Regions from separate parts of the Homo sapiens genome. Here all the other regions are linked to region 1. Evidence: chromatin loops called from intact Hi-C (ENCODE). Cell type or tissue: A673. All regions are shown on one strand.

Region 1 (5,000 bases):
TCCTTAGGGAAGAGGCATTTTGAGGCTATGCAGAAATCCTGCTTCTCTGTGAAGTTCCCCCCGCTAATTTTTAGTACCCATCAGTGGACCTTGACTCCACAAGGTCTTTTTCTTTTTCTTTGCTGCAGGGTGGTCTAATGATCTGTTTCCTGACTACAAAATGCACCTAAAAGGGAGTTTAGAGATTTAGCTGTCATGGTGGGGTGATAAATAGATTCTCAGCCCTGATTACTATATGAGCTTCTGGTTTGGTTAGATTTTCTGTTTCTGCATTTCTCTTTTTTTTTTTGAGACGGAGTCTCGCTCTGTCGCCCAGGCTGGAGTGCAGTGGCTGATCTTGGCTCACTGCAAGCTCCGCTCCCTGGGTTCACGCCATTGTCCTGCCTCAGCCTCCGGAGTGGCTGGGAATACAGACGCCCGCCACTACGCCCGGCTAATTTTTTGTATATTCAGTAGAGATGGGGTTTCACCGTGTTAGCCAGGATGGTCTCGATCTTCTGACCTCGTGATCCACCCGCCTTGGCCTCCCAAAGTGCTGGAATTACAGGCGTGAGCCACCGCGCCCGGCTGTTTCTGCATTTCTTGAAGTTTGTCCCTCACAAAGCTTCCTGGCTATTATTCTCTGATCAGTCCAGGTATATGTTGTTGATTGTATTTAGGCTACAGGAAAAGTCTGGGCTAAGAGGCTGCCACTGAAAACATTGATTAGTGTCACAAGTCACATGGGAGGCAAGTTGTGAAATGACCAGAAAAGCAGGTTTTTAGAAAACATTATGTAGCTGCACTATCTCTGTTTCTCTATTACTGTGATATCTCTCTTAGATTACTTTGGACTGAGAACTGATGAGTTCCTGGTAAACAAAATCAGACTAGGCATGCCGTCCTAGACATTGAGAGGGGCAGATGCCAAGCTCTTGAGTGTGCGTGTGTGGGGCAGGGGGCTGCATTTAGAACAGCCTTTGTAGTCAAGTACCCAGTCTATGCTAAGTCTCTGTGTGATATAGTTAGGTATTTCTCCTATGCATGATTATTTAATTAAAGACTGTCACTTTCCTTAGATTGGAAAGTTTTTAAAGGAAGGACTATTTCTATTTTGTTTATCACCGTGAGTCCAGCACATCTTCAGGCACATAATAGGCACTATATTATATTAACTGAATGAATGAATGACAAGTAACTTGGAGTTAGAAATGTCCATGCTTTTCCTACAGTTTTCTCAACCTCCCCATAACTTCAGTCACAGAAACAGTCTTGTATTATGGTGATTATATTCTCTAGTACTTATTAGAATAGTGCTATATTTACTTACACTATTAGGTAAGAAGACAGTTGTGGATTAGCCTAAGGACTGAGTTATATTGCAGAACACAGTTAAGGATAGATTGAATTGAGGTCTAAACAACTTTAAAGCATATGGGAAAGATACAGATTGTGGAGTTGGGGATATTTGGATTCAAATCCCAGCATTACCACTTATTAGCTATGCATTGTAGAAATTAACTAATCTCCCTGAGATTCAGTTTCTCCTCCTGTAAAATAGGAATAATAGTATCTTTCTCATAGCATTTATTGTAAGGATTAGGGGAAATTCTTTGTTTTGTTTGTTTGTTTGTTTGTTTGTTTTGCTACAGAGTCTCGCTCCATCGCCCAGGCTGGAGTGCAGTGGCACAAACTTGGCTCACCTCTGCCTCCTGGATGCAATCAATTCTCCTGTCTCACCTCCCAAGTAGCTGGGACTGCAGGTGCCCGCCACCATGCCGCCCATCTAATTTTTGTGTGTTTTTTTTTAGTAGAGACGGGGTTTCAACATATCAGTCAGGCTGGTCTCGAACTCCTGACCTCAGGTGATCCATCTGCCTCGGCCTCCCAAAGTGCTGGGGTTACAGGCGTGAGCCACCACACCTGGCAGGAAATTTTATATATATGTACACATAGGTCTAAATATAGCTCATGTAAGAAATACATATGTACTTACATGTGTATATATCTGCATTTTATATATAACACATATGTATATGGAAATATTCTAATATGTATATATGCATGTCTGCTATGCCTCTACCTCCTTATCTACCTGTGTTATAAATCTGCAGTTCCTGACACATGGTCATTGTATGAGTCAGGGTCCACATTAAGTATTTCAATAGATTATTATTATTATTTTTTTTTAGGACTGGGGAAGGGGAGCTTAACAGAAAAAAAATTAATAGAAGGAGCTGGTTAAACAGGTGCTAGAAGAGTGAAGAAGCAAAGAAGAAAGTAAATGCTGGAAGCAGCTACCACTCCCTGGTCCAGGGTACTAAGAGAAGAGGCTGGGGGATTAAAATCCAGAAACTGGAAAGAAAGGCCTGCCGTTCCCAAGAGGCGCCTGGTGCCAGTGCCTGGGCGGGTGGCGGGAGCGGGGAGAGGACACAATGTGGCTGGTTCCGGGAGTGCAAAACAAAAACAAAACAAAACATAAAAAAAACCACACACACACACAAAAAAAACCAGGAGACTGGTACTAACCGCTGCCAGGATGAAGGCTGAGTACAGACACAAATAACACTGACCGGACACAGAGAGGAACGAGCCCCTTTCCCTCCTCCCGGCTTGCAGGCTCCCTCTACTGCCCCCTATCGGCAGAGCCTAGCACGTCGCCAGCAAGCAAAGGGAAACGGGTTTTGCAGGGTCTGGGACCGGCCCCATCATGACAAAGCCAAGTATGTGTGCAAGCGAGGGGATGGAACGGAGAGACAATAGCTTAGTAACTTAATTTACTCATTCGCCATTTTAACAGCTGCCTAGAATTTCATTGTACAATTAGAGCACAATTTATCCATTTTCATGGTGCTAGATATTTATGTTGTTTCTGAATTTTTATTTGAAATGATGCTACTGTGAACATTCCTTTAATTCTTTTTGGATCATAAAATTTTGGGGAAGAGCTCGCATGACATTCTGCAAAGCATAAAGGAGTTATTAATATATTTTCACCCACTATTGAATGTTTAAATATTATATAAGTCTAGGTGTGGTAAGTACTATAAGCACACTGTTTTCTCCCATTTCATCCTCTTGGCAAGAGAACTCTCCTAGAAAGAAGACTAGCACCTAGCAGAATGCTTTGAATAGAGCAGGCTTCAATAAAGATTTGACATTGATGATACTGAAGAGATAACCTGGCTAGTAACAAGATGTTGCATAGAGATTCCAAACATTAATTTCCTTCCTTGCCGAATGTAAGCAAACACAAACAGCAAGTGCTAATGGTAAATGTGGTAAAGCACTAATTTCTCTGAGTTGGTCAATATTTAGCTGAGGCATGTCAGTTCAAAGCCTCCCACAATGTTTCTCCTTCATTAAGCAAGTCATCTCTGAGATATTCTGTAATTTTCTGTATATCTTCTTTATTATATGGTTAGTTTTTCTGTTAAAGATCATGTGTGGGCTGGGCATGGTGGCTCACGCCTGTAATCCCAGCACTTTGGGAGGCCAAGGCAGGCGGATCACGAGGTCAGGAGATCAAGACCATCCTGGCCAACATGGTGAAACCCCATCTCTACTAAAAATACAAAAAATTAGCTGGGTGTGGTGGCTAGTGCCTGTAATCCCAGCTACTCGGGAGGCTGAGGCAGGAGAATCTCTTGAACCCAGGAGGTGGAGGTTGCAGTGAGCTGAGATCGCGCCATTGCACTCCAGCCTGGGTGACAGAGCGAGAGACTCTGTCTCAAAAAAAAAAAAAAAAAAAGATCATGTGTGGGCCGGGTGCAGTGTCTCACCCTGTAATCCTAGCACTTTGGGAGGCCGAAGCGGGAGGATAGATTCAAGCCAGGAGTTCGAGACCAGCCTGGGCAAAATAGCAAGAACCCCGTCTCTACAGAATAGTTTTAAAAATTAGCTGGGTGTAGTGGTGCATGCCCCTAATCCCAGCTACTTGGGAGGATGAGGTGGAAGGATCGCTTGGGCCCAGGAGTTTGAGGAACCCTCAACTTCACTCCAGCCTGGGTGGAGCAAGGCCCTGCCAAAAAAAAAAAAAAAAAAAAAAAAAAGGCCGGGTGAGGTGGCTCACGCCTGTAATCCTAGCACTTTGGCAGGCCAAGGTGGGAGGATCACTTGAGGTCAGGAGTTCAAGACCAGCCTGGCCAACATGGTGAAACCCCATCTCTAATAAAAATACAAAAATTAGCTGGGCGTGGTGGCAGGTGCCTGTAATCCCATCTACTCAGGAGGCTAAGTCAGGAGAATCGCTTTAACTGGGAGGCAGAGGTTGCAGCGAACCTAGATGGTGCCACTGCACTCCAGCCTGGGTGACAGAGTGAGACTTTGTCTCAAAAAAAAAAAAAAAGAGAGAAAGGAAGGGACGACAAAGAAAGGAATGAAGAGAGAGTGAGAGTAAGAAAGAAAGAAGGAAAGAAAGAAAGAAAAAGAAGGAAAGAAAGAAAGAAAGAAAAAGGAAGGAAGGAACAGAGGGAGGGAGGGAGGGAAAGGAAAGGAAAGTAATGCTTGGTGTATGCAAGGCAGATAAAAATTTTTTGGAAAAGCAAGGCTGCCACCTTGTGGAACATTTGTATTGAATGCTTTCACTTTAAATCAACTGTAACGCCACAAGTGATTTGCAGGATTCTTTTAATTTTTCTCAATACGAGTTTTCTCCCTGCATTTCATCATTTTGTCTCATTCATTCTATGGCATCGATGTGGTATTAGTGTCAGTTTGCACTCCAGCTTTTGAAGATATGCAGTTTCCATTAAAGAAAACTTAGTGACTCACTTTTCCTCTACCGCCTCTGTCTACGGATCTGTGTGCTTATCTGCATGGAACTCTGACTTTGAAGTCTGTCTTGTACTCCCTCAGAAAAATATCAGGAAAATGTCTTTAAAAGTCCATTAACTGTTACAATTTAGAATTAAACACCTGTCACTTCCAAGGCAGAGGTGAGAAAATGTGAAGTTAAACAAATCACAGGGGATGCCTCCTCTGAGCATGGAAACTTCTCTCCCTAACTGGCTTGAGTTAGG
Region 2 (5,000 bases), 230 kb before region 1:
AATTTCATATCTCTACTTGCTACACATGAGATCCAGAGCAAAAATGAAACAAAACAAAATATATGTGCCTTGCCCTATAAAAAAAATCTTAGCTAGGTGACACTTAATGAGACAAGCTGTATAAAGTGCTAAAATAAAAAACAAGATTCAAGTAAAAAAAAATAATAATGGCTACTAGTGTTTGGTAGTATAAACATTCTACAATTTATTTAATCAGTCATCTATTGATGAAGTTTCTGGCATGGCAATGAATAGAACAGTACCCATATCTTTGAATACCTATACTAAAATATTTGTGGAATAAACAAATGCTGAGTCAAAGAGTATGTGTATTTTCAGTTTTTATATAGAATTGTACCGATTTGCATGTCCACAGATAATGGAGATGGAGGGTACCTGTTGTCCTGCACGCTTGACGGCACTTAACATTATCCACTTCTAAAATCCTTGTCAAACCTACAGCTGAAAATGTAATTTGCAGCAAATAATTTGTATTTCTCTAATCACGAGTGAAGCTGAGCATCCCGTCCCATGTTCACAGCAGTCTGTATGTCTCGTGCTTACTGACTGTTAAAAAGTTCTTTGTTATGTTTTAAAAATTGGCCTTTTATCACAGCTTGGCAGTCTCCTTCCCCACCCCACTAGTTTGTTATACATCCCTGATCCAAGTTTTTGGTGCAGTTTTTTGAGCAGAAGCCTTCGATTTTTATGTGGCTAAATTAATCACTCTTTTCCTTTATGGCTTCTGAGGTTCCCATTAGGTTTACTTTTCCAAGAAAGGAAGAGCTGCTTCTAATTTAATCTCTATAATTGGCTGAGAGTAGGTGGAGAGGCTGGGTCCATTACTCACATACGGTGTGACCTTCTACAAGTTACCCATCCTCCCAGAACTTCAATTTCCTCATCTGGAAAATTGGGATAATAAAAGCTCTTTTAAAGGATTATCGTCAAGATGAAATAAAATCATGTGTTTACAACTGAGTGCACGGCACACAGGAAGTGCTCAGTAAGTGGTGGCTTTACTTCCCTGAGATTTTAAACCATCATCACTTAACAGCTCCAGCAAATGAGTCACAGACGTGAGGCAAATTCCTGTTACTCTGGAAGGCAGAGAGAGCACTGGGAATGACAGCGTACCGCCCGTGGGCCAGTCCCCGGCTTGCTGTGGCACTGCCACAAATGCTGCTGTTGTGTAACTTTCTAGGAAGCAGGATTAATTCCTAGCATGGTTCTTAAGTCACTTTGGGATCTAAGATGTTTCAATCATTCTAGGATTTGAGCTTCTTGAAAAGGCTCAGGACAAATGGCAGCGAAGGCTACGTGGATACACAGTTTGTGGGTGATTGTATGCATATGAACTGCAAAGTAGACAATACCCCCAATTCCAGTCCTCAGTAGATAATAATTGTTAATCATTTCCCTTGTATCTTTATAGATATTCCTATATCTATAAAATATCATCACCTTAACTTTCATGAGAATGAAAAGAAGAAATTGCTCAAGAAAAAAAACCAGAATTGAGACAAGAAATAAAAGTGTAAATGATTACATGGCACTTATATATATATCTGTTTTTTTCTTTTAGAGATGGGGTCTTGCTCTATCACCCAGGCTGTAGTGCAATGGTGTGATCATAGCTCACTGAGGACTCGAACTTTTCCAGGGCTCAGATGATCCTCACACCTCAGCCTCCCCAGTGACCAGGACTACAGACATGTGCCACCAAGTCTGGCTAATTTTTTTTTTTTTTGTAGTGGTATGTGTGTGTGGGGGCGTCTCACTATGTTGCCAGGCTTGTCTCATACTCCTGGCCTGAAGCGATCCTCCTGCCTAGGCCTCCAAAGGGCTGGGATTATAGGGATAAGCCACCGCACCTGGCCATTACATGGCATTCCACACAGGAGTCCTCCTCTGTCAAATGAGAACTCATAAGCACTACACATTGCTGAGTCCTGTAGAACATAGAGAGAAATACATACGTACACCTGGTTGAAGGTTGTGGGGAATATTCACACTTGGTCTCTTATCTGATTCTATTTATCATGGCTAAATAGGTAAAAAAATATAAAATATAAAAATTCTTTCAAAGAACTCAATTATTTAAAAAGCTTCTTACTTTAACAGAGAATAGAATCAAACTTTAATCAATTTTTATATGAAGGAATCTACTTTTCCCATAATTTCTAATCAATGTAACCTTCTATTATTCAGGAAAAAAGGTAGCTTAGATCTAAGGTATCATGATGTAACTGATTCAGAGCGGCAGTAGCTTTTTTGGTTGAATTTCAATTTCCAAATAGCTAGAAAACACTCCTTTTGGCTACCTGTTGTTAGCTTAGCATCAAGACTACTGCTCAGGTACACTGACCTTAGCTACTACAAGAAATGCTAAGGATTAGCTATATTCCTATTAACACGTTTTCAGATGTGTTTTCACCAGAGAACTCAACTCGTTTATTTCCTACAGAAACCTCTACATAGAGCACAGCACAATCTCTCAAATACAGCAGCCATGCTATCTTCCAACCTACGTGATCTTCCAGTGCGGCTTTGACAATCCTCCCTTTGAGAGGCGCAGGCTATGTCCTCTTGCCTTGAAAATGGGTGGGCTTTTATGACTGTTCCCACCAGGAGAGGGCAGCGGAAGTGATGCTATGTGACTTCTGAGGCTAGGTGACAAAGACAGCAGAGCTTCCACCTGCCGACTCGCACACTTGCTGTAATGTAAGGAAGCTAACAATTCAGAGGCCACTGCAGTGAGGAAGGCCAGGCCGCTTGGAGAGGTCAAATGTTCTCCAGCCATCACCCCAGCACGTCCCAGCCGACAGCCAGTGACAAGGCCCCAGCATCACAGAATGGAGACAAGGACACATGAGCATAATAAAATCAGTGCTTTATGTCACAAAGTTTTGAAACAGTTTGTTACATGGCAATAGCCAGAAAACACAGCCCTGCACTCTGATTGACACAGGACTCACCCACTGTTCTCCTGTCCCCGTGACTTCTCCACTGCCCTGAAATGCCATAAGAAATTTATCCCGAGCCTGAATAAAATGGAATCAAACATTTTCCTACAGGCTATTTTTTTTTCAATAACTTCCTCCCCAGATAACCCAAGGATTCAAAATGGTTTTCAGAGCCTCACCATTGTCTTCACTTGACAGGAAATATGTAGACAGCCTTTGTTCCCATGGAAAGTGTGAAGAACATGAATCTGACAAACCACACAGGAGGTAATTTCCTCTTGGCAGAGTTTTCCACAGGTGCTGAATTTCTTTAATTTATTTATTTTTGTGGAGAGGGAGGTGGAAGAGGATGGGCATAAAAAGACGACTACTGGCTCATCATTTCAGTTGGAAGGGTTTCTCTGCAACATTTTCTCTAGCTTTCTCTGCTTCACCTTCTCTTACAGGTATCACTTTGTCCCTGCACTGTGAAGATAACTGTCTGCTGGGTACGGCAGAGCACCTCTGTGTTTGGAAAGGTGCCAGCAGAGGCTGAGAGGCGGGAGGTGCAGTTCCTTCCTGGAGGAGCCATAGGGGTAACCTTCCAAGAGACACGGCTTCACGTGAGCTGGAAAACCTTGCATGGATACGCTTGTTACTCACTCACAGTTGGCAGGATCCTGTCTGTTCTGCCCACCCCTCCTCACTTGTTCTGTGTGCTGCTAATGGACCAGAACCACGGCAGTTCTCAGGACGGCTTTGGTCGGCTCGCCCTTTCTAGTACTGTGACAAGGAGATAAGGCAGAAAGCAGAGATGGGAGGAGGGTGAGGGCCAGAGGGAAGATTTGTGAGATGAGGCAGAGAGAGGAGAAGAGCCGATCGCCTTAAGAGGCTGGGCCATGAGCAGGCTGAGACCAGACGCTGTGTGGTCTGGTGTGATGGATGGTTGGTCCCTCACGCCACCAGCTGTGACTTCGAGAGGCCTGGGTACCTGCTAGGTCCTCCTTTCTGGGCTTTTCTCGCTCCGGGCCTGGTGGCAGGCAAGGAGTACTGACTGTGCTGTGAATATGAAATATTTCTTTGCTAAGGGAAAGCGAGGGGAGACAAAGCAGGATATGTCAACATCAGAGACAGTGTCTGCTGTCTTCCCCATTCTTATTGGCTATCGGTTGTTTTGAAATACGGGATCTCTCCAGGTGACTAGCATATGTGCTCTCAGCTCTAAATCAAAGGCACTAGATAAATCCAATAAACAAAGAAAGAGTCTGGCGTAGAGGCTCAGTCTATTTCAGGGTTGGCAGGTTGGTGAATTTTCCACTGTAAGATCACACCACTGTTTTCAAGGGATTTAAAATATTACAAGTGATAGTAGAGGCTGTGTCTCTAAAGATTTGAACCAATCAAAGTAAATCTGGCAGGATTGTTTTTTCTTGTTTTTTTTTTTTTTTTTTTTTTTTTTTTTTTCTGTTTTTTTTGGAGATAACGTCTCACTCTGTCACACAAGCTGGAGTACAGTGGTGTGATCATGGCTCACTGCAGCTTCAACCTCCTGGGCTCAAGTGATTCCCTGACCTCAGTCTTCCAAGTAGCTGGGACTACAAGCATACACCAGTATGCCTGGCTAATTTTTTTTTTTTTTTTAGAGATGGAGTTTTTCCATGTTGCCCAGGCTGGTCTCAAACTCCTGAGCTCAAGCAGTCTTCCCAGCTTGGCCTCCCAAAGTGCTGGGATTACAGGCGTGAGCCACCACGCCCGGCCAAATATGGCATATTTTAAAAGGCTAGAGCAGCGATATAAAAATATGAGCATCTACAAAATGTATTGTCTGCAAATACTTTGGCATCAATTGACCCATCTTAGACAGTCTTCCTTTTCTCTTCACTCATTCATTCAACAAATATTTATAGTACACTATGTGCAAAGAAACATGAAAGGCACACAAGATTAGTAAGATACTCTTTTTCCACAAGACATTCGCAAAGTGATGGGGAAGTAAGTATGGGTTAAATACATTTAAATATTTAATTTAAACATTGGTTACACTAAGTTAAGGAA
Region 3 (5,000 bases), 1.3 Mb before region 1:
TTCTCTGGATGAACAAAATTAAGTCATTTTACAAAATTCTGACCACACATAACTAACACATAGAGTCAAAGTGCTGGACATTTGTAATTTCTAGCCTTTCCTTCTCCTTTGTGACCACATCTTCACTCCCCCAGGCCCATAAACATAGCTATTTTCCCATTCAGAATGAGCAGAGTAAGCCAAGAAGAAATCACTAAAACAGTAACAGCAACAAGGTGTTTCCCATAAGGACTGATTTTGCTTGCTGCTTCCTAGAGCATTGGAGTATGTTTTTGGGAACCCAAAGGTTGTCAAAGGCTCTGGAGGATGAAAATCCTATGAAAATATTCTCTCTTTGTGACTTTGAATTTTTCCTACCATTTCTACAACTAGAAGTTTGCTGGCTGGGGAGAACAAATTCTTCCAAGTTCTTATGTGCTTCTGGACATAGATGATGAGTATTATTAAAACTTCTACTTCTGTTTGGAATACGGATGAAAACTCCTAGACTAGATTACTAAATGAATTATAATTCATACCAGCTTTGGGAAATAAGTTGCCAAGGGGCTTAACGACACAGAGATTTAGATTTAGAGAAATATGAGATTTTCAAAGCTTGACATGGGTGCCTCTTCCTTTTATTACCATTCCTGAGAATACATTTTTTTTTTCTTGAGACAGAGTCTCACTCTGTCTCCCACACTGGAGTCCAGTGGTGCGATCACCAGTCACTGCAGCCTTGACCTCCCCCCGCTCAGGTGATGCTCCCATCTCAGCCTCCTGAGTAGCTAGGACTACAGGTGTGTTCCACCACACCCAGCTAATTTTTCTGGAGAATAACTTTAATGCATAATATTCTACCTAGTATGGGCTATAGAGAGTACTATAAATTTTTTTTTAAGATTAGGAAAGGGCAGTTCTAGCATGCCATTTGAATTTGAGGCAGAATAATTTTCTGGTCCTTCTCCCCTAAATAACTTGACCAGACTTGAATGTGATTGTTTTTCACAAGGAAGGGCAAGGCCCAGCTGTGTGCTCAGACCTGTCCTCTTAGTTTAATGTTTATGGTTAATGTGCATGGGCTTAGGAGTTTATTTCAGTGCATTATAGTGCTAATAAAATAGGATAGAGACATTAACAGGGTTTGATGTGTGTCTGAGTTCAGAACGCATCTTAACATGCTTGATCGCAATCAATGTCTTTCAATGCAGCCCATCCATTGTCTCTTGTGTTAAAAGATCTTTTTTCACTTTTTTCATTAAAAATTGTAGTAAATGCACATGTGCACACACACATAACATAAAATTTACCATCTTAACTATTTTTAGGTGCACAGTTCAGTGGCATTAAGTACATTCACACTGCTGTGCAACCATTACCACCAAGCGTCTCCGGGAACATTTCCAACTTCCCAAATAGAAACGCTGTACTCATTAGACAACTCCCAATCCCCTCTCCTCCCAGCCCCTGGCAACCACTCCATTCTCTTCCTCTATGAATTGGACTGCTGTGAGTATCTAAGTGGAATTATACATATTTGTCCTTTGTGTCTGGCTTATTTAACTTAGCATGATGTCCTCAAGGTTCATCCATGTTGTAGCATGTGTCAGAAATTCCTTCCTTTTTAAGGCTGAATAACATTCCATTGCATGCATAGACTACATTTTGCTTCTCTGTCCATTCGCTGATGGGCACTTGGGCTCCTTCCACCTCTTGGCTGTTGTGAACAGAGCTGCAATGAACATGGATGTACAAATATCTGTTCACATTGAGATCTCTCTCCTTTGGAAAAGGCAGGGCAAATGTGAAAAAAAAATCATACTTTCCTGATTTATTGTGACTCAAAATTTCCCAAACCTACTTCTTATTTTTGAAAAGTAGATGTCACAATTAGTAAAAATCCTGAAAATTTTGAGTGAAATATGTTAGGTGATTTCCCTTCGTAAGAATATAAAAGAAGTAAAATAAAATGATGCTGAATCTTTAGAGAGCTTCCATGTTTACATTAGATGTTGATTTAAACATTTTTCTAAATAAGAGATTTTCCCCTCGTGGATGAGTGTCAAGAAATAATCCGACGTCATAGCATTTATAGTCCTAGATAGTAAAATTTCAAAATCCAAGGATCAGAATAGTTAGAGAAACCTGAGAAAAACCTAAATAAGGACCTGTAAAAAGCTACTAACTACAACCACGAGATTATAGATGTTTGCTGATATTGTTCTCAGTTTGGTTATTGTGTTGTTTATGAATGAAAGTAGTGTATGTTTGTGTGAATTTTTGTTTTTAATTTTTTATGAGTGCCCTAACAAAGATTACAAATTGGGAATACAAACTCCAGAGCAATGGAGACAGTGACACTTTTGTGGAGGGGTACATGTGGCTGTTCGGGTGGTTATTAACACAGGCTGCTGCCCCTGCCCTGCAATGGGAATCCCCAGGGCATTGGAGGATTCAACCTCTTGCAGTTACCTCTTGTAAGACAGCAGATGGCAGCAGAGAGAGGCTTTGCACATCCCTGCAGGTTCTAGTTTGCACAAAGGGCTTCTGAGAGACCTATCAACCAATTATAACATCAAGTGGCAAAAAGAGTCCTTGATAAGTTATTTCGCTTCTCAAAGAAACCGAAAACGCCAAACTAATCACTAGTCTTGTTTTTTTTTTTCCTGGCAAAAGCCTGCTATCTTTCATGATTTAGCTTTCATGAAATTGTTCCTGAAGACCCCCAAAAGAAACAATTTCATGCCCCGAACTCTGTTCAGAGACTTTGCTGTGCCTGTCATGTCCAGCTTGCCATATCCTGTTTTGTAAAGTAGCCACCTTATATACACACCTGCTGTCTGCACTGTGACCTCCTTTCAAAATCATCTTTGGTTCTTCAGAGGCCTGGAATAATGCTCTGCCCAGATGAAGATCTCCGTAAATGTGTTTTTGAAATGGCTAATCAAATAATGGATACCCTTAGGTATTTTTGCAGAAACACTTGACAGCCTTCCATAATATCCCTACTATGAAATGGAAACTTGTGAATGAGATGTGGCTAAGTACTTTATCCATAAAACTCCAAACTTGAATCATGTTGGTAAGTGAACTGATGTTAAGCTAGCAGGAAATTGTTGGTGGCATTCCTTATTCAACATTTTTATTGGCTTAAGTGACCATAGAGAAAGCACGCTCATGAAACTGACAGATGACATAAAGTTGGAATGAATTGCTAATAAACTGAAGACAGGGTTCAAAAAGATCTGGATGGACCAGAAGGATGAGCCCAAACCAGCAAGATGAAATGTAACAGGGACAATGCAAAGCCCTGAATTTAGGTTAGAAAAATGGGGGTGGGGGGGCGGCACCTGGGCCACAGAGCAAGACTCCATCTCAAAAAAAAAGAAAGAAAAATGGGGGGAAGGGTAGACTTTGTGAAAAATGGGAGACAATGCTACTATCACTTAACAAGGAGATGGTTCAGTAACATTCGATGGGACATTGTACATTGTTAAAAGAACAAATTTCTATACATGGTGACATGAAAGGATTTCCTTTTTGTTTTTGTTTGTGGGTTTTTTTGTTTGTTGTGTTTTTTTGAGATGGAGTCTCCCGCTGTTGCTCAGGCTGGAGTGCAATGGTGCAGTCTTGGCTGACTGCAACCTCCACGTCCTGGATTCAAGAGATTCTCCTGCCTCAGTCTCCCAAGTAGCTGGGACCACAGGCATGCACCACCATGCCTGGCTAACTTTTGTATTTTTTTAGTAGAGAAGGGGTTTCACCATGTTGGCCAGGCTGGTCTCAAACCCCTAACCTCAAGTGATCCATCCACCTCGGCCTCCCAAAATGCTGGGATTACAGGCGTGAGCCACCACACCTGGCCAGACCTAGAAGGATTTCTAAGACATATTACTAAATGGGAAACAATCATAGAAAAAATGATGTAAGAAATGCAAACCAACATGGTCACGTATGTGTTGTGTGTCTATGTATATAAGTATGAGTATATTCAATTGCACAGGGGAAAAGTCTGGAAGGATATAATCCAGATGTTAACACTGAAACTTCCAAGCAGGGGAGTGAAATGAGACTTTCACTTTTGACTTCGTATACTCCTGTATTATTTAAGTGAAAATGTATTTATATATTCTATAATTACAAAAATCACATTGGTTGCCTTTTCATTTTGAAATGAGCAAAAGTGACAGGGCTGTTAAAAAGCTAAGTCACTTGAGCAATAACGTGATGTCCAGAACAGTGGTTCCATGGCTCAGCCATGTCGGGGGCTGCACTGAGGACAGGGGGCCATCTGCCTTCTAGGAGGACACTGTGGACTGGAATATTGTTCCTGCCTTGAGGAGGAGTCTCCCAGCACAGTTACTGCTGCTTGACTGTCAGAGCATGCGTTTTCTTAGGGAAGTTGAAGGCAGCCTGTATCTAGTAAGGTGGTATGCAGTAGTTGCTTAATGCTGAATGTGTGAAGGAATGTGGGGCTGTGGAGCAGGAGGATAAAGTCTGAACTTGGACCTGTTGTTCTCAGCTATTCGAAGCTTTCTCAAGTGGAAAATAGACTGACTTTGGGTCCATCAGAGGGCAGAACAAATGCTGGAGAGCAGATGCTAGAATTCCGTCTTAAAACCATGAATCCTTACAGCGGCCTGCGTGGCCTGCGCCATCTGTCCCAGCCACGCCCTCCTTGGCCCCATCTCCCCCTTTCTCGCCCTGACTCTTTGGCATCCTGGCCTTTCCGTCTCACTGGGATGCTTCCCTAAGAGACTCGTGTGGTTTGCTGCCCTGTATCCTCCGGATCTCCTGACCACCCTATGTTAGTTACATTGCAATTTCCCGTTTCCCTCATGACGTCTTATTTTCCTCCATTTAAATTACCTGCAGCAGGTACCACCTACAGGGATCTGTTGAGAGTCGGCCTCCTTCAATGTGAAGCCTGATGTTTTGTTCTGTTCACAGCTATGCCCCCAGCCCCTAACAGTTGGTGGCAGTCAGTAAATATTGCCTGGGAAAACGAATCATTAGCCATG
Region 4 (5,000 bases), 77 kb before region 1:
ATGTTCAATGTAAGAAATCCTCATTTGGGCTGGCCGCAGTGGCTCATGCCTGTAATGCCAGCATTTTGGGAGACCGAGGCGGGCGGATCACCTGAGGTCAGGAGTTCAAGACTGGCCTGGCCAACATGGTAAAACCCCGTCTCTGCTAGAGAATCACTTGAACCCAGGAAGTGGAGGTTGCAGTGAGCCGAGATTGTGCCATCACACTCTAGCCTGGGTGACAAGAGCTAAACTGCATCTCAAAAAAAAAAAAAGAAATCCTCATCTAACTCAAGGTCAAGAATAACGATTAGTGGCTGGGCTCGGTGGCTCGCACCTGTAATCCCAGCACTTTGGGAGGCCGAGGTGGGAGGACTGTTTGAGATCAGGACTTATAGACCAGCCTGGGCAACATGGTGAAACCCTGTCTCTACAAACAATACAAAAATTAGCCGGGCATGGTGGTGCCTGCCCATGGTCCCAGCTACTTGGGGGCTTGAGGCAGGGGATTGCTTGAGCCTGGGAGATTGAAACTGCAGTGAGCCGTGATCGCACCACTGCACTCCAGCCTGGGAGACAGAGTGGGACCCTATCTCAAAAAACAAAACAACAACAAAAAAGATTAGTATCTTTAATATAAGACAAACTCTTTTCATGTGTAAATATGAAAACCTACTAGAAATGGGCAAAGAACACAATAGAAATTTCACAAAAAAGACATGCCAGTAGCTAGCAAGCATATCCTCATAAGCATATGCAAAAAAAATTTTCCTCTGCTCATAAATTGGCAGGGATTGTACTTAAGAAAGGAGAGAATAAAGACAGGAAATTAGGAGATGGAGGGTCTAAACCATGTCTGTGATATTAGGAATAGGAATGATTTGAGGCACAGAGTTGGAAAAAACAAAATAAAAAACATCTACTGACTGCTTTCCATGTATTTACACTATTTATTTTAATCATTACATCAATCCTATAAGTTATTACCTCAGTTTTAAAAATGAAAGAACAAAGAGTCTAAAGTTTAAGTATCTTGATTCTGGCTATTCACTCAGCAAATATTTACTGAACACCTACTGTGTGTTCAGTACTGGGCGACTAAGAAACATAAACAAACAGGTTGGGCGCGGTGGCTCACACCTGTAATCCCAGCACTTTGGGAGGTCGAGGCGGGCAGATCACGAGGTCAGGAGATCGAGACCATCCTGGCTAACACGGTGAAACCCCGTCTCTACTAAAAATACAAAAAATTAGCCGGGCGAGGTGCCGGGTGCCTGTAGTCCCAGCTACTCGGGAGGCTGAGGCAGCAGAATGGCATGAACCCGGGAGGCGGAGCTGGCAGTGAGCCAAGATCGCGCCACTGCACTCCAGCCTGGGCAACAGAGCGAGACTCCGTCTCAAAAAAAAAAAAAAGGAAAGAAACATAAACAAACAAAATAAACAAATATTCATGCTCTCATGGAGCTTAGATTCTGGCAAATAAATACATACATGGCATTTACATGTAAAGAAAGCTCATTTTTTTCCCCTAGTATACCACCCTGATTCTATACCTCAGTTTCATACAGGAATAACAATAGTTCCAAGATGCTATTAATTTTTCTAGCTTGGAAACTGATAAGATTTGTAAAGATGTTGTTCCCAATCAATCAGATAAACATAGAAAGAACAGTGAAATGAAAATGAGGTTGGTTTGAGACGTGCTGATTTTTATGGTGTCTTCCTCATGTCTACTGGTTCAATAAATAGCAACTGGAAACAGGGGAATGGGCTCAGCCCATGTGAGCGCTAGGGCTAGGAACAGCAATTGTGAATGCCACAGGGGGACACGCAACAACCCAGAAACACAGTAGAAAGAACCAACAGTGAGACAGCCCAGGACTGAACCTATATTTAAAGGGCTGAAGGGGAAAGAGAAAGGAATTAATATTATCTTGAAATTTAAAGAGAGTTTAAATGAAGGAGAAAATGTTCATTTATTTTGAAATTATTTCTTGGCCAGGTGCAGTGGCTCACACTTGTAATCCCAGCACTTTGGGAGGCCAAGGCGGGCAAATCACTTGAAGTCAGGAGCTCGAGACCAGCCTCGCCAGCATGGTGAAACCCTGTCTCTACTAAAAATACAAAAATTACCCAGGCATTGTGGTGGAGCACCCATAATCCCAGCTATTCAGGGAGGCTGAGGCAGGAGAATCGCTTGAACCCAGAAGGCAGAGGTTATAGTAAGATGAGATCGCGCCACTGCACTCCAGCCTGGGTGACCAAGCAAGATTCCGTCTCAAATAAAAATAAAATCAAATAAAAATAAAAATAAAATAAAATATAAAATAATTTCTAAATTTTTAAAAAATGGCACATGCACAGAGAAAATTAAAATAATGCTAAAAAGCTATTAATGAAAAACAGCAGTTCTCCCACTTCCAAGAGGCAGTTACTTTCAATGTTTTTGGTAGTTTTTCCTCAAAAAATATATACTTCCATACTAAAAAAAATTTTAAAGCTATATTTATCTGTTTTGAATATATTACTATTTGTCCATGTTATACAAAATCCAAAGGATAACTGTAGAAAGCATGTCTCCCTTCTAAGTGCCCTCCCCAGAGGCAACCAGTTAAGAATTTTTTACTGCATTCTTCCAGATAAAACATATACAAATATATATACATGTTATTTTGCTGTAGAAACGGCAGCATACTATATGCATTCTTCCGTACCTTGTTTTTTTCACGTTAATAAAAGATCTCAAAGATCACTTCACATCATTTGTTATAAAGAGCTTCCTTATTCTTTCTTAAGCTGCATTGCATTCCTTTGTATAGATGTGTCATAGTTTCAGGGGACCTCAGTTGATAAGACATTTGATTGTTTTCATTCATTTGCCATTTTAAGAAATGCTGTAAAATCTATAAAGACAGGAAGCAGTTTAGTGGCTGCCTGGGGCTGAGGCAACCACTAAACTGCTTCCTGTCTTTATAGATTTTATTACTATAAAATTGCAGTAAGTCTCACCAACTCAAAGAAAAGCAATTTACCTCCCTAAAATGAATATGTCTTTGTTAGAATGTGGGTGAAAATAATTTGGATCACTAAAAGAGGCTCACTATATCCTGTTTAATACACATTTATTTACAAATAAACATGTGTATATGAAAGTAAATTGTAGCCCTATCTGTCCTCTGATGGATTTATAAAACTCTAACTTGTAAAATTAAAGTATATCTACTTGTCATAAAAAATAAAGTAATTTATTAGGAAGATAGCATCTTAAAGTCTTAAATACATGTTTCAAGATAGAAAAAAAGACTTACCGTCCAAAATTTTATAAAGTACTCTAAAACTGTTGCAGCCACGAAAAGGCAATATAATAGGGAATACAATAAAAACAGCAGGAAGAATTTGTAATTAGAAAATCCCACACAGTTATTCACCCTGGAAAAATAAAGAAAGCCACATTATAAAAGTAAGACAAATCACAAATTCACAGAAATAGAAAGTAGGATGGAGGCTGCCAGGGGCTGGTGTGGTGTGGGGAAGGGGAGCTTTTTAATGCGAATAAAATTTCAGTTTTGCAGGATGAAAAAGTTCTGGAGATTAATTGCACAACAATTTGAACATACTTAACACTACTGAACTGTACCCTAAGAAATGGTTAACATGGTACATCTTATGGGAGTCTCATTCTGTTGCCCAGGCTGGAGTGCAGTGGCACAATCTCGGCTCACTGCAACCTCTGCCTCCCAGGTTCACGTGATTCTCCTGCCTCAGACTCCCAAGTAGCTGGGATTACAGGCGCCCAACACAACAGCCGGCTAATTTTTGTATTTTTAGTAGAGATGGGGTTTCACCATGTTGCCCAGGCTGGTCTTGAACTCCTGACCTCTTCGATGTTTTTTAAAACAATTAAAACATAATAATTAAAAAAAATAAATTGGGCCGAGTGCAGTGGCTCATGCCTGTAATCCTAGTACTTTGGGAGGCCAAGGCGGGTGGACTGCTTAAGCCCAGGAGTGCAAGACCAGCATGGGCAACATGGAGAGACCCCATCTCTATTAAAAATACAAAAAATCAGCCAGGCGTGGTGGTGCATGCCTGCAGTCCCAGCTACTTGAGAGACTGAGGTGGAAGAATCACCTGAGCCCAGAAGGTCAAGGCTGCAGTGAGACAAGATCATGCCACTGTACTACAGCCTGGGCAACCAGAGACCCTGTTTCAAAAATAAAATAAAACAAAACAAACACAAAGAAAGACAAATCAGAAAACTAGAAAACTTAATCATTATTACCTAGAAATGGGTCATCTGGGAAGTTGAGTGGTGTCTTAATTGTGAATGTTTGTATTTAATAAATTCCATAAGGAATGTGGAATTTTAATGTTAATTCTTAATACATTGTTATTTGGGTTAATTTCAGCAGATATTTTAATAGAAACCATTTAATATAACTGTTTACATACAAATCTATGCATATATGTAAAGAGATCAATCTTAATATCTATGAGTAAACTGGCCTTCAAAATTTAGGAATACTGAAGTTACTCTAAATTCTCTCTCTCACCACCAATGCAATTTCTTCTGTTTTTTTATACATACCAAGGACAGTGATGATCCATCTTAAGAATACATCTAGGAAACAAACAAGCATAAGAAAATCCATGCAGAAAAATTCTTCTAATTCTAACTTCTCATAATTTTCTTTTATTTGACTTAAAATTCCCTTTACAACTACATCTTAAGAGAATCAACCCAGAAACTAGGTTAGAGATAATTTCTGATGCTTCCACAAGAATGTTCATAGGTAAAAAGTCATGATTTTTATACTGGGAATTCAGCTGAACATATTCAGCTGCCTTAGACCACATCAAATAATACTGTAATATTTAGATCTGGGCTGGGCACAGTGGCTCATGCGTGTAATTAATTCCAGCACTTTGGGAGGTGGAGGCGATAGGATCATTTGAGGTCATGAGTTCGAGACCAGCCTGGCTGACATAGTGAGACCCTGTCCTGAAAAAAACAAAATTCA
Region 5 (5,000 bases), 760 kb before region 1:
GGATAGCTGTAGTCGGGAGGTAAACAAAGAAAAGGACAAGGAGTGTCCTAGGCTATTTTCTGCTGCCATCACAGATACCACAGAGCGGGTAATTTATAAAGAGTACAAGTTGGCCAGGCGTGGTGGCTCACGCCTGTAATCCCAGCACTTTGGGAGGCTGAGGTGGGTGGATCATTTGAGGTCAGGAATTCAAGACCAGCCTGACCAACACGGAGAAACCCCAGCTCTACTACAAATACAAAATTAGCTGAGCGTGGTGGCACACACCTGTAATCCCAGCTACTCGGGAGGCTGAGGCAGGAGAATCACTTGAACTGGGGAGGTGGAGGTTGCAGTGAGCTGAGATCATGCCATTGCACTCCAGTCTGAGCAACAAGAGTGAAACTCTGTCTCAAAAAAAGAAAAAAAAAAGTACAAGTTGATTTGGCTCATGGCTCTGGAGGCTGGAAAGCCCAAGGGTCTGGTGCTGGCATCTGGTGAGAGTCGTCCCACGCTGGAAGGTGGAAGCAAGTGACAGAGAGGGAAGGGCGGAACTCATCCTTTTACCAGGAACCCCTCCAAGGATGGCAGAGCCCTCCTGACCCAGTCACCTCTTCAAGGCCCCGCCTCCCACACTGTTACCATGGCAACTGAGTTTTTAACACATGAGCTGTTGGAGGGACACAGACCATAGCAGAGAGTAAAGGAGAGTAGGGAGAACAGGGGACAGGAGGTCAAGTAACTTTCAAATAGACACCCTAGGTCACCAACGGCATTCGAAGAGGCCATGAGACCCTCCCCAGCAGCCCAGTGCAGGTACGGTTCAGGTACCCCGGCTGAAGGAAGCCGGTATTTTCCTGTGGAGAACCCAAGTACCAGAATTTCAGCAGATGACATTGGGGAAGAGGGGAAATCACAAGAAAATAAATTCCCTTCAGGGATTTCATTTGAAAAGCGCCACCTTGGGATACAGATGTGGGATACAGACTGGAAGTCACCTGAATGACCGCCTATAGGCAGCTAGTCAGATAAAATGCTATACAGCTGTGAAGACTGGCGGCTCTCAGTGTACCTAAGGATATCCCCTACTTACTAAATGTGCCCAAGTTCAGCTTCCAGTTACCTGTGGGCAGTTCAGCAATGGCCCATTCACTGCGACCTGTTTCCCATGTGGGCTGTCCATTAATTATTCCACTTGACCGATATTGAAACCCAGGGTCACATTCATTCATCAAATATTGTCTAGGGGCTGGTGGGCAGGCCCCCTGGAATACAGCCAGGAACCACAGACCCTGACACTCCTCCTGCAGTCACAAGGTACTGTTCGCATCACTTTCTCTCCATCAAATCTTTTTTAAAAAATTTATCTAAGGGGTTATAACATTAGAGAAAGATTAGGAGTATAATGTTAGAGAAAGTTATCCTCACTACAGCTATCCTTCTTGTTAAGACACCAGGCCGGGTGCAGTGGCTCATGCCTGTAATCCCAGCACTTTGGGAGGCCAAGGCGGGTGGATCATATGAGGTCAGGAGTTCAAGACCAGCCTGACCAACATGGTGAAACCCCCATCTCTACTAAAAATACAAAATTAGCCGGGTGTGGTGGCGCACACCTGTAATCCCAGCTACTCAGGAGGCTAAGGCCAAGAGAATCGCTTGAACCCGGAAGGCGGAGGTTGCGGTGAGCCGAGATCGCGCCGTTGCACTCCAGCCTGGGTGACAGAGCAAAACTACGTCTCAAAAACAAACTCCCATTTATCCTCTACCCCTTTAACAAATGCATGTCTCTCTTTTATGCACTTTCAAATGTGTGTGCCGACGCTAAAAAAAAAAAAAAACCCCACCCTGCAGGCTGAGACCCCTGTGGTACGCGCGTCCCCACTGTCTTGAGCACCGGCTGGCGAAGGTGTCTGCAGCGGCGTCTCTGGCCGACAGGGGGCAGCACGGCGCCAGCGTCCTCGCCCAGCGCACTGGCTGCCCGGGCCGGCCCACCGCGTGGTCTGTGGAATTTGGGGATGGGAGGTGCTTTTCTTTCTTCTCTTTCTTTCTCTTTTTTCTTTTTTCCTTTCTTTTCTTTCCTTCCTTCCTCCCTCCCTTCTTTCCTTCCTCTCTCCCTCCCTCCCTTCTTTCCTTCCTTCCTTCCTCCCTCCCTCCCTCTTTCTTTTTTATAACGTTTTTCCTTGGGTCCCTGCTTCCAAACTGTGGGTTATTTTCTAATGTCTTAAAGCAAACTAAGCCACGCCTTCACGGAGTCTCTGCACATAGTACATGAGCACAGGTGCAGTGTCCTTTCGCCGCCATCCTCTAATGACAACGCTTTGTTGAGAAAACGAGGGCGTTAGAGAAAGGAAGAGTGAAGGACAGAGGGCTCTGCTGCCTGGCTGGGAAGGTCTCAGTCACAGCCTGTGAGACGGCCGGCGGGACATTGTTCATCCTCATTCATTCTTGGAGAAAAAGAGAAACTCATTGTTTAAAGCAGCTTATTTAAGAAATGTTGGTATTTTCCCCCTAAAATGTTTGTATGCTTAAATGACCTTGAACTGGCCAAGGTACAGCACAGACCCCGCTACTCCCCCCTTGCCCCAGCTTCTTAAAATACAGCAGGCTCTACTGCACCTATCACTGTTTCACAGGGTAAAAATAAAAGCATTGTCAGGAGCATTGTTATGGGATTAAAGTCTCTCGTTCTGAAAATAGGTATGTTCGTTTTGCTTTGATAGTTATTTTCCCCTTACTGCCTGGGTTTTACTTTAGCATTCTTAGAGTAACCAGGGATGATGATAATATTTCATTCCATCAGCGCCTCTTGCAATGCTCCTCACCTGAATAAAATGCATGTGCCCTAATGCCAACAGAATGATTTGGGCAAATTCAGGAAGTTCCCCACATGCCATGAAGTGAAATTCCTCATGGTGTCTGTCTTCCAGAAGTGACACATGAAAAACTGGCAATGAGCACACTGCTCACTAAATAAGAGGCCAAAGAGAAAAGAATCTACCGGAAACTCTTCCGGAATTAAAGAGTCCAGGCTCATGTTGTGATAGTGATTATTCCTCATAACCAGTGTTGTGGCGACAACTGACTCACTGGCGGTCGGGTGGACTCCCCCCTTGGTGCGCACAGGCGCCTGCCCCAAGGACAGACACTTCAAAGATGGCTCTGAACCCAGATTCTGCAGCTTCCCCCGGGCGGAGAGTTAAGCCACCCCGTGGGCATGAGTCGTGTTTTTCCTTTGAAGAGATGTTTCCCAGCTGCAATGAATGTGTGGCATTTGCCATGACAAAATAAAACCCTTCAAGAAATGTGGGTTCTCATTCTCATTTCTTTTTCTCCCTTTCCCTCTGTAAAACTTTTTTTTCTGAATTATCTTCCAAATTCTTTTCCAAAACATTAGTCTTTCTCTCCTCTTCCCCTACCTCCCAGATGAACGAATTTCCCCAGAATAAATGGATTTCCTTGTTGTAGCCTCACTGTTTACCAAGTGCCTGGCTGGCTGCTAAATAGCCACAAACCGCACACCGCATCTGTTATTACCGTGAGGCTTAGGCAGCTTGGCTGTGGGGGGCAGTGCGGGCGGCTGGGCTAACCCAGGAGAGCTGGAAGACTTTGGACAAGTCCGCTACTCTGTTGGTGCCTCAGTTTCCTCACGAGTGAGAGGAGAGGGTGGGCAGGCTAAGCCTTCTTTTTCCTAATAGCCCTGAGCCAGCTCAGTTGGCAGAGGAGCCGGGTTCATTCTGGAGCCCTGACCTTGATGTTAAGTTCAGGATTGCACCAAAGTCAACCTCAGTACCCAGACAGGGCAGGACTGACCGCTAGTTCTCCTTGGCCTGGGGAAGCCAGTGGGGATCCGTGCCCTGGGCAGACCTCATTGCTATCCCAGGCTGATTTTTCCATGTCCTGTTTCATGAGAAATGCACGACTGATGTTTTCTTGTGGGGGCCAGAAAAGCATTTTTCAGAGCTTCTTGGCAGCACATATTGAAGATCTTTGGCTCCCTGGGGCCTTAGCTCATGGAAGGAGGGTGGAGCTGATGGGTCTGCTGGCCATGGCTTGGCAACAGGGAAGCTGTTTGTGGTCTCCAGTTACTCCCTGGCCAGCCACCAGAGCCCTACTATACCCGGCCCTGGCCCCACAGCCGTCCTGGCTGCACATAGTGCTTCCAATGTGGTGGTCCTGCCCCTTCCTTCCCCTGTGGTCTCAAAACCATTCCCCCTCCCAGCTGCTGGGCTTGCTCCAAAGGGAAAGTGAGAGATCGGAAGGCTAACACAAACCTGTCTTCGTGACTCATTACTTCTCTTAAACATAGAGACCAACTGGTCTATACCAGGGCTGTCTATTAGAATTATCTGGGGAGGTTTTAAAAAAGACCAGCCCCCCGCTCCACTCTAGAGCAATTGAATCAGAATCTCTGGGGGTGGGGGGGACACTGATTACTATTTTTTATAAGCTCATTTGTGTGCCTCCAGGGAAGCCATCCCATTGGCAACACTGATTGCTTACTGGGTTAATAATGACCTTATGTACTCATTAGAGGAAATGTAGAAGTCCTGGGCCGGTATGGTCATGAAATTCACACCCACTTGGGAAATGCAATCATCCAGTTGTTTGCCATCAGCTGCAAATCGATAGATAGATCCGAGCTTAGCCAATGGCTAGCTAGCCTTTAGGGATAGCGCTTACGTTGTTGACTGTGCAGCCAGAAATGGGTTTCTGCTGATTCATTTGAATCAGTGACTCCCCAGCTTAAATGAGTGAAACAGATCACTTGGACAGCTTGTTAGTGTGGAGAGCTTCCGACTCCTTGGATGTAGTGTTAAGTCTGAGAATTTGCATTAAAAATTTTTTTTAACTTAAAAGTTTTATTTTGAAATATAGATATATCTATACATCTTTTTTTGTTTTTATTTTTTTGAGACAGAGTTACACTCTGTCACCCAGACTGGAGTGCAGTGGCGTGATCATGGCTCACTGCAGCCTCGACCTCCCAGGCTCAAGGGATCCTCCCATCTCAGCCTAAGGAA

The links. Peaks named below come from ENCODE experiments on the same cell type or tissue, not always from the same donor. Only the 100,000 strongest peaks of a DNase experiment are listed, where the experiment ranks them.
Region 2: it touches region 1 in a loop (5-fold over the local background); 2 of 110 quality-filtered maps call a loop at or near these places.
Region 3: a loop joins it to region 1, with 4 times the contacts of the local background. A loop is called at or near these places in 6 of 110 quality-filtered maps.
Region 4: a loop joins it to region 1, with 2.7 times the contacts of the local background. A loop is called at or near these places in 10 of 110 quality-filtered maps.
Region 5: it touches region 1 in a loop (6-fold over the local background); 9 of 110 quality-filtered maps call a loop at or near these places.

What each region holds. Positions count from the first base shown.
Region 1 is chr13:21,474,584-21,479,583 of GRCh38, forward strand. No RefSeq gene overlaps it. Among named protein-coding and RNA genes, the nearest start is that of ZDHHC20, 18 kb to the left of the region's middle. RefSeq lists a silencer at 2,725-2,774. In A673, CTCF peaks have their summits at 2,631 (motif pointing left) and 4,542 (motif pointing left); DNase peaks (open chromatin) are centred at 2,618 and 4,528; H3K4me3 peaks cover 367 bases; H3K27ac peaks cover 1,118 bases.
Region 2 is chr13:21,239,764-21,244,763 of GRCh38, forward strand. No RefSeq gene overlaps it. Among named protein-coding and RNA genes, the nearest start is that of LINC01046, 7.7 kb to the left of the region's middle. In A673, a CTCF peak has its summit at 2,640 (motif pointing right); DNase peaks (open chromatin) are centred at 918 and 2,638; H3K27ac peaks cover 2,528 bases.
Region 3 is chr13:20,179,978-20,184,977 of GRCh38, forward strand. LOC107984553 (a long non-coding RNA gene) reads right to left here. Exons shown (of 3, transcript XR_001749956.2): 2 at 1-4. Among named protein-coding and RNA genes, the nearest start is that of GJB2, 10 kb to the right of the region's middle. In A673, a CTCF peak has its summit at 2,452 (motif pointing right); DNase peaks (open chromatin) are centred at 1,414 and 2,474.
Region 4 is chr13:21,397,086-21,402,085 of GRCh38, forward strand. It overlaps ZDHHC20 (zDHHC palmitoyltransferase 20), which reads right to left. Exons shown (of 13, transcript NM_001330059.2): 6 at 4,568-4,600; 7 at 3,288-3,408. Among named protein-coding and RNA genes, the nearest start is that of LINC00539, 55 kb to the left of the region's middle. In A673, no CTCF peak of the experiment used is centred here; a DNase peak (open chromatin) is centred at 2,876; H3K4me3 peaks cover 402 bases; H3K27ac peaks cover 1,531 bases.
Region 5 is chr13:20,710,872-20,715,871 of GRCh38, forward strand. All of the region lies in intron 1 of IL17D (interleukin 17D), which reads left to right. Among named protein-coding and RNA genes, the nearest start is that of IL17D, 9.7 kb to the left of the region's middle. In A673, a CTCF peak has its summit at 1,898 (motif pointing right); a DNase peak (open chromatin) is centred at 1,940; H3K4me3 peaks cover 802 bases.